Regions from separate parts of the Mus musculus genome. Here region 1 is linked to region 2. Evidence: chromatin contacts called from ENCODE Hi-C or POLR2A ChIA-PET data. All regions are on one chromosome and are shown on one strand. The core of a region is the stretch at or near the end of the contact, and the rest is flanking DNA. Distances in the headings are between cores, read along the strand shown. Region 1 overlaps Acvr1 (activin A receptor, type 1). Region 2 holds the start of Acvr1 (activin A receptor, type 1).

What was found. Hi-C counts contacts between places; a loop is a spot of excess contacts on that map. ChIA-PET counts read pairs that join two places held with the same protein, here RNA polymerase II (POLR2A).
Region 1: a loop to region 2 is called in a map of gastrocnemius, with 7 times the contacts of the local background. The contact joins the enhancer-like site here to the promoter of Acvr1 in region 2. A Hi-C loop is called at or near these places in 8 of 37 maps with a recorded cell type or tissue (gastrocnemius, heart and left cerebral cortex). POLR2A ChIA-PET finds 5 or more read pairs at or near these places in 3 of 5 experiments (Patski and embryonic stem cell).

Annotation. Positions count from the first base shown.
Region 1 is chr2:58,530,293-58,533,714 of GRCm38, reverse strand. The region is part of intron 2 of Acvr1 (activin A receptor, type 1); the gene reads left to right. Among named protein-coding and RNA genes, the nearest start is that of Acvr1, 35 kb to the left of the region's middle. Within about 2 kb of position 1,278, at least 2 of the 3 ENCODE cell types and tissues checked have a DNase peak (open chromatin) inside an H3K27ac peak, as active enhancers do; they include gastrocnemius and heart, where a contact is called at or near this core.
Region 2 is chr2:58,565,286-58,568,473 of GRCm38, reverse strand. Acvr1 (activin A receptor, type 1) reads left to right here and starts at 1,646. Exons shown (of 12, transcript NM_007394.3): 1 at 1,646-1,687. It also overlaps a transcript of Upp2 not described here.

The sequences.
Region 1 (3,422 bases), core at 29-2,528, 34 kb after region 2:
CACTGTGAGAGGATCACGTTACCTTATGGAGACTATCATTAGGCCCAGCTTCCAGGGAGCACCAGCCTGTAGCTCAGACCCTCGGTGACTTTCCCTTCCTCTTTTCTCCTGAATGGAAACAATAATAGAAAAAGGAAGAGCGAATGGTTAACTTTTGCCGAGACTCTGATGTTCAGTTTGGGCGTAAATGAGCATTTCTGGGCAAGCAAACACTTCTAACCTTACGTGGCTGGTCATAGAGCAGTAGAGACACTGTAGAGTGGGCGGGAGGGACGGCTTGGCACCTGTGTCTTGGACTTCTTACATTTTTATGTCCTGTTTACTTAAGGTCAGTGTTGGAGGGACCTACTCTTGGGTCCCCGGAAGCCCTGTTTGAGCTGGCAGTACATACAGGGCAGGGCACGCATGTTTTTCTGACAGCAAGACTAAGGGAAGGGACCAAGGGCTGCGTGGCGGCAAGCTCCTCCACCAGTGTGAACTGGAGTGTGGCTGGCTTTGTGGGCTCTCCCGTACAAAGCGTGATCTAAGGAGAAGGGCACTTTAGCTGAGAAGGAGACAGCGGTCCATGGCAAAAGGATGTATTATCTGGGTTTAATGACACCAGGTTTTCCTGTGAGTTCCTACATTACTGATGGACTCACTGTGATGTCTTATAGACGGTCCTTGTATTTACCCTTTCTGAGGAAAAAAAAAAACACTTTAAAAAAGAATCTTCTAAACATTTTTTTTTAAATTGGACTTCTTAGCAAAGATATTTCCAATATATCATTTTCTCACCATTTCTTTCTTCTGTTTTTTAATTTTCCTTTTGCTTGTTTTTTAAAGAAATGCTGGTACATGTCAAAATGGCAATAGCCTTGTTACAGTTCAACGTGATACTGGCTTGTCCCAGTGAATTTTTGAGACCACCAGCAGCGTTTCAGACAGAGGTCCAGGGTGGCTCAAGAGAAGTTTGCCTGTTGGGGATTTATTGGTTGTTCAGTGGAGTCTCGAGCTGTGCTGTTTCACCTTTCCCTCTATATCTGTTTCCTTCCTACATGATAGAGCAAGAGTTTCCCAGATGTTGTTTGGATTAAAGAGCGTGTGCGTCTGGGGGAGGGAGAAAAAGCTTTCTTAATGATAATAACAGAGTCAGACTGGCTGGTTCTGTACTGACAGGAAAAAGGGGAGATAAAAACTCCATTAATGGTGTGTGCACTGCCTAAGTAGCCAATAAAACAAGGCTGGCCTCACTGGAAGCCAGGCCCAGATTGGCAGCGCTTGGTGCCAACTGCGGGAGACGACAGCTGCAAAGAGGGAGGAAGTATGTCCAGCCAGCAGCCGCTATCACTGATTGGCTAGGGGGCGGTTCTATTGTTCCTTTCCCCTCCCCCTCCTCCTCCTGCTCCTCCTCCTCCTCCTCCTTCCTTTACTCTTTATCCTCCCCAGTCCTTTCCCCTCCATTCTCCCTCCTCCTCTTTTTGCACAATTTCCACGACGAGCCCCTCTTAATGTTCACTGTTCCAGAAATTGAACCACATCTGTTTAAAACTTAATGGTTACTCATAGAATGAAGCTGGTTGGCAGATTTAAAACTGTTTGTCTGGGTTAGTTCAGTTTTGTAACCACAGACATGGATATAAATGCTATTAAAAAAATCACACACTCTTTAAAGCTTGATAGAAGAGTCACAACAACACATTACATTGTGTCCCCTTCCTGGTATTGTTGAATCTCCCTGTTCAAAGCACACAGTACAAAAAATATCTCACTGATGGTTTATAGCTAAAGGTGCTGACCCCCAAGCCGGATTACTTGAGATGGATTCTGGGCATTTACCAGAGAACCAGACCACAAAGGTTGTCCTCTGGCCTCTGTAGGTGTGTTGTGGTATCACACAGGCCTGGGTACATGTGATGTGTGCGTGCATACACACACAGACACACAGACACACACATACATGCGTGCGCAAGCGCACGCATGCACGCAGTAATTAAAAACAAAAAAACCCCAAAACCAACCACCCTTTTGTGTCATTCTAGAAGATAATAGAATGATGTCAAACATTGGTCTCATTGGCACTCATTCTGCAATCCTTAGTCTTGGCTCACATGAAGCCTCCCTTAGGCACCTTCCACACTGGGCTCTGTGTTGAGGGGACAGGCAGCCCTATCTCTTCAAAAGAGGTGACTAAATACCTACCTGTTGCCTGTAGGTTTCCAGTCTAGGTTAATTTGCCCCTTTTCTGTTTTGAAAATACTGGGATGTTGGTGTCCTTAGCTTCATTTTGTAGGTAAAAGAAACACGAACAAACCCCCCAGTCACAGAGTCTCCTCTTCATGGTCATGGCGGAATCTGGAAGGAAAACATTGTGCCCACAGTTGGATATTTTTGACACACAGTTGCAGTGGACACCAGTGAAGGGTGGATGTCCCCCTGCATACTGCCTGAGGATGGGGACCTAGGACCCAAGAGTTTAAGCCTTTCTGTTGCAAGAGGATAGCAGTTGAGAAGAACAGGGCACATACCTAAGCACCCTGGGGGAGATAATTCTGTTCTGGTAAATATTCTTATGACGTGTGTGCACATGTGTGCATGTGTGTGTGTGTGCACATGTACACATCACGACACACCTGTGGAGGGCAGCAGACAATTTGTAAGAGTTGGTTCTCTCCTTCCACCATGTGGTGTCCAGGGATTGAACTCTGATTCTCATGCTTGGTGGTAAGTCCTCTTTACCAGGTGAACCCTTTGGCTATCGCTAGGGCAGGTTGATCTGGAGGAAAATACCTGGTGATATGCTCACTTAGTAATGAGGCTCATTTGTTTATGCCCAGGAAATATCAGGCAGGAGGAGACTGCGATTAGATACAGAGGGAGAGACAATTAAGGACTACTTTGAGAGGCAGCCCGTCTTTCTTCCATGGGAACTGCTTTCTGACTATGAGCTATCCCAAGGTTTCTGGCTGTAAACCTCTCTTCCAAAGGCCACTCGCAGGCTCCACCATGAGGGCTAGCACTGCCAAGCATGGCTTTGTTTATCTTTTGACTACAGATGGCAAAGTAAGATCTGTGAACAAACTGCTCTTTTAGACAGGACCTTTATGTTAGGCATCCTTGGAAAAGTGTGGAACTTTTTCCTCCTGTAGTTTTTATTTAGATGGCAAACCAAAGGGGCTGCTCTGAGGAAATGTAACCCGCTGGCAATTAATATTAGATAGTGAATGGCCTTTGACACACCACCGTAGCTCTTCAGTGCAGATTGTCTAAATGTCAGGACATGACTATCAGTTTTGTATGTTTCAAGATCTTGGGTGAGTTCCAGATGTGATAGTCTGTCTTTCTATACTTTATAGACATTTAAATGGGTTCAAAGTATTGCTGGTAGATGTGTGTGTGTCCATATTGATGGAGAATAGTAATGTGTGTTGAAGACCTGGCTG
Region 2 (3,188 bases), core at 397-2,896:
GTTACCGAGGGCTCTGTTGTATTGTTTCAGCCAGCAGGGATTACAGATTGGTGATCTTGCCTTGATCTGACCTGAACTTTCCTCGCCTGATCGCCACCAAACATAACTACAAGGACCCTCTAATGAACGATCCAAACACAAAAGAACCAAAAACCTTCTCTGCCTTTTTGCTTACACAACACCTGAAGGCTCTTTTCTAGCTGTTCCTTGTACACACACGCCTGTAAAGCTAGCTTGTTTGCAGCTTTTGCAAAGGCCCGATCTTCCACTTCCTTTGCAACCTTCTGCAGTGTTGCAGCCAGCGACCCAATAAATGCCCTCTACATGAAAGGACCTGTAGGGATAAAAAATACTTTATGTTTTCCCCATTTATTGGTGTCATGATTTTACTCTTGCTTTGTGATAGGACTGTGCATTATAAGCTTCTAGAGGGCAGAGAAAATGGCTTGCTGCTTCCAAACACTAAGCGGGCACCATGCAAAATTTGATCCTTGCATGCCTTTTTTGATGCTCCAGATAATATTAGCACACTGGGGTGTTTTTGTGTTTCTAAGGACCAAAGTTGTCAGCCTCTCTGCGGCGGAGAATGTTCCTTCCTTCCTACTGTAAGCTCCCGTGGCGCCTAGGACAGGGCGGGATTTTTGCAGAAGCCCCCCCCCCCCCCACCCCCCAGACTTGCTTATTTTTATTACCAAGGAAGCCGACTGCGAAAATGGCAAACGCTTGCATAACCCTAGACCCTGCGAGGAAATGAGCATAGTGGAAGGGGATCAGAAGACAAGGCAACGATGGCCTGGCTGAGGCGGAGCATTGAGTATCCACCCCTGTGCCTGACACGCAGGGCTGGAGATGAGTGCAGGAGCCCCCGCAGTTCCCGGCTCGGCTGCCTGCTGTCCGCCCGCCCCGCGCCCCGGGAGCTGTCCAGACGGCCCCGCCCGCGCCTACCTGGCCGCTCCCCGTGCCGCGCGCCTCCCCCGCGTCCCGCCAGCCCGGCTCGCAGCAGCCCACAGCCCGGGCGGCCCGAAGGGTCGGGGGTCGGGGGCGGCGGGCGAGCATGGCTAGGCGGGCGGAATCCCTGGGGCCGGGCGCCTGCAGGGGGCGCGAGGAGCGCCCCGCCCCGCCGCCGGCCCTCTCCCTCCCGGCTCCCTGGATCCGCGCCGGGAGGAAATGATGTGTTGCTGCCTGGTTAATCACAGCTCCAGACACTCATTGGCCGAGCGCTCCGCAGCCACTTCCTCCTCCTCCTCCTCCCGCTCCTCCCGCTCCAGCTCCCGGTCGCCGCCGCCGCCGCCGCCGCCCCCAAGCGCTGGGGGAACTTTGCCGCCGCCGGCTCCCCGCCGCCCCCAGCCGAGCCCCGCGCCGCCGCAAGTTTCCTCCGCCCTCCTCCCCGCCCTCCGCCTCCCGCCCCGCGACAGCCGTCTCCCCGGCTCCAGCCCGGTGCCTGCCGCCAGCCTGCGCCCCGGCCCCGTGGCCGCCAGCCTCCCGCCCCGCGCCGCGCCGTGCCGCGCCGCGCTGCACTCCGCCGCCGCCGCCCGGGCCACCCGCCCGCGGCCCGCGGAGTTCCGGGCTCCACGCCGGCTGCAGCGCCCCGCCCCGCCCCGCGCCCTCCCGCGCCGCCTTGCAGCTCCCGGTCGCCTCGAGCTCTCCGCCTCCCCGGGTTCAGCACCCGACCGCCGCTGGACCAGAGGTGAGAGCAGGTCGCCGGCCACGCCGCCGGAGCTGGGGACCGAGGGAGGAGGGAGCTTAGCTGGAGGCGAGACCGGGATCGGAGGTGGAGGGTGGGCGTCTCGGTGCCTCCCCCTCGCTTTCATTCTTTCTCCGGCAAGCTGCGTGCCCTCTCGACGTGGGGGGAAGCCGCGGCGGAACGAAACCGACTTGCTTAGGGCCTTGGCTGCCGGTGGGATCCGGGGTGGACAGAGGCTTGGAGTAGGGGGTTCGGGTGTGCGTTGGATGAACTCCTGCAGGGTGTGCGCCTCGGACTTATAAATCGATCTGGCCTCACGGCCCCGGGCTCACCTTCTAAGCTGAGCTTGGCAGACTAAAGAGATTGGCCAGTCACCCCCACCCACAAAATATCCATCTCTTCCAAGAGGAATTTTCTGCTGGAGAGACAGCCAATAAACTCTGTTCAACTCCCTCCCTCCCTCTGTCCTTCCTAGCTGCAGTTTCAAAAAGCTTCAAAGCCAGGAATGTGGGATTCATCTTCCGATCCCCAGAAGGCAGATGTGGTTACAGATGTTGCATAGTACTTTGCCAAGTTTAAAACCCTTCCTTCGACACTAACCAAAACAGTGAGGCTAGAACCTTGGGCGCGCTGGGGAGAATTGTGGGCCTGTGGGTTCACTACGTGCATGGACTTCTGTCTGGTTCAGAGACTGGCTTGGCTCTGTCCAGTTTGTGCCAGTTACGTCTCCCACCCTTCCCTACCTCCCTCTTCCCCTGGAGATCTGAACGTACCTTGCACGGCAGAGGAGCTATGGAGGAAGGTACTTGGGCAAGAAAACACCCATTTTTGTTGCAGAAGAAAAGTGTGTTGGTTAAAAAGTTGCCATTAATTTGGTGTTTGGAGAGAGACGGACGGTAATGCATTGGATTTGCTCTCTTTATTGGCTTTTCTTCTTTGCGGTTTGTGCGATTGGTGTGAGATGATGGGAAACGTCTCTGGTCCCATACATGTTTAATGCGATTGCATATATATATATATACATACACATATATATGTTTTTTGTTTGCATAGATATATAATTTCTGAAAAAAATCCCTCAAATAGAAACATAACGCAGTGATTTTAAAGGATCCAGTTCTTGAGAGGCAGACTGCTCTGACAGCCCAAGGGAAGGCGGTGGCAAAAAATAGACACCACCTCCCTTTTCCCCAAAAAATTCTTCCTGGAAAGGTGGTGTTAAGAAACTTCAGAGATGGGCTCATCCAAGTGGCAGGCCTTAAATGGAAACACTATAGTATGTCCTGGCACTAGTCTCTGGAGGTGGGTTGCTGGCCGGGGGCCCAGGCTCGGGCAGGCGGCAGACACTAGACTTGTGCTGACCTCAGACAGTGCCTTGCCATGCAGCTCTACAGTTGGCACACTGCTTAAGTATGAATCCCAGGCCTCACCCATGCCACTCTCGGGGACAGTGCAGTCACAAGGTTATTTTAAGTCTGCATAGGATCTGGATTACCGTTCTAAG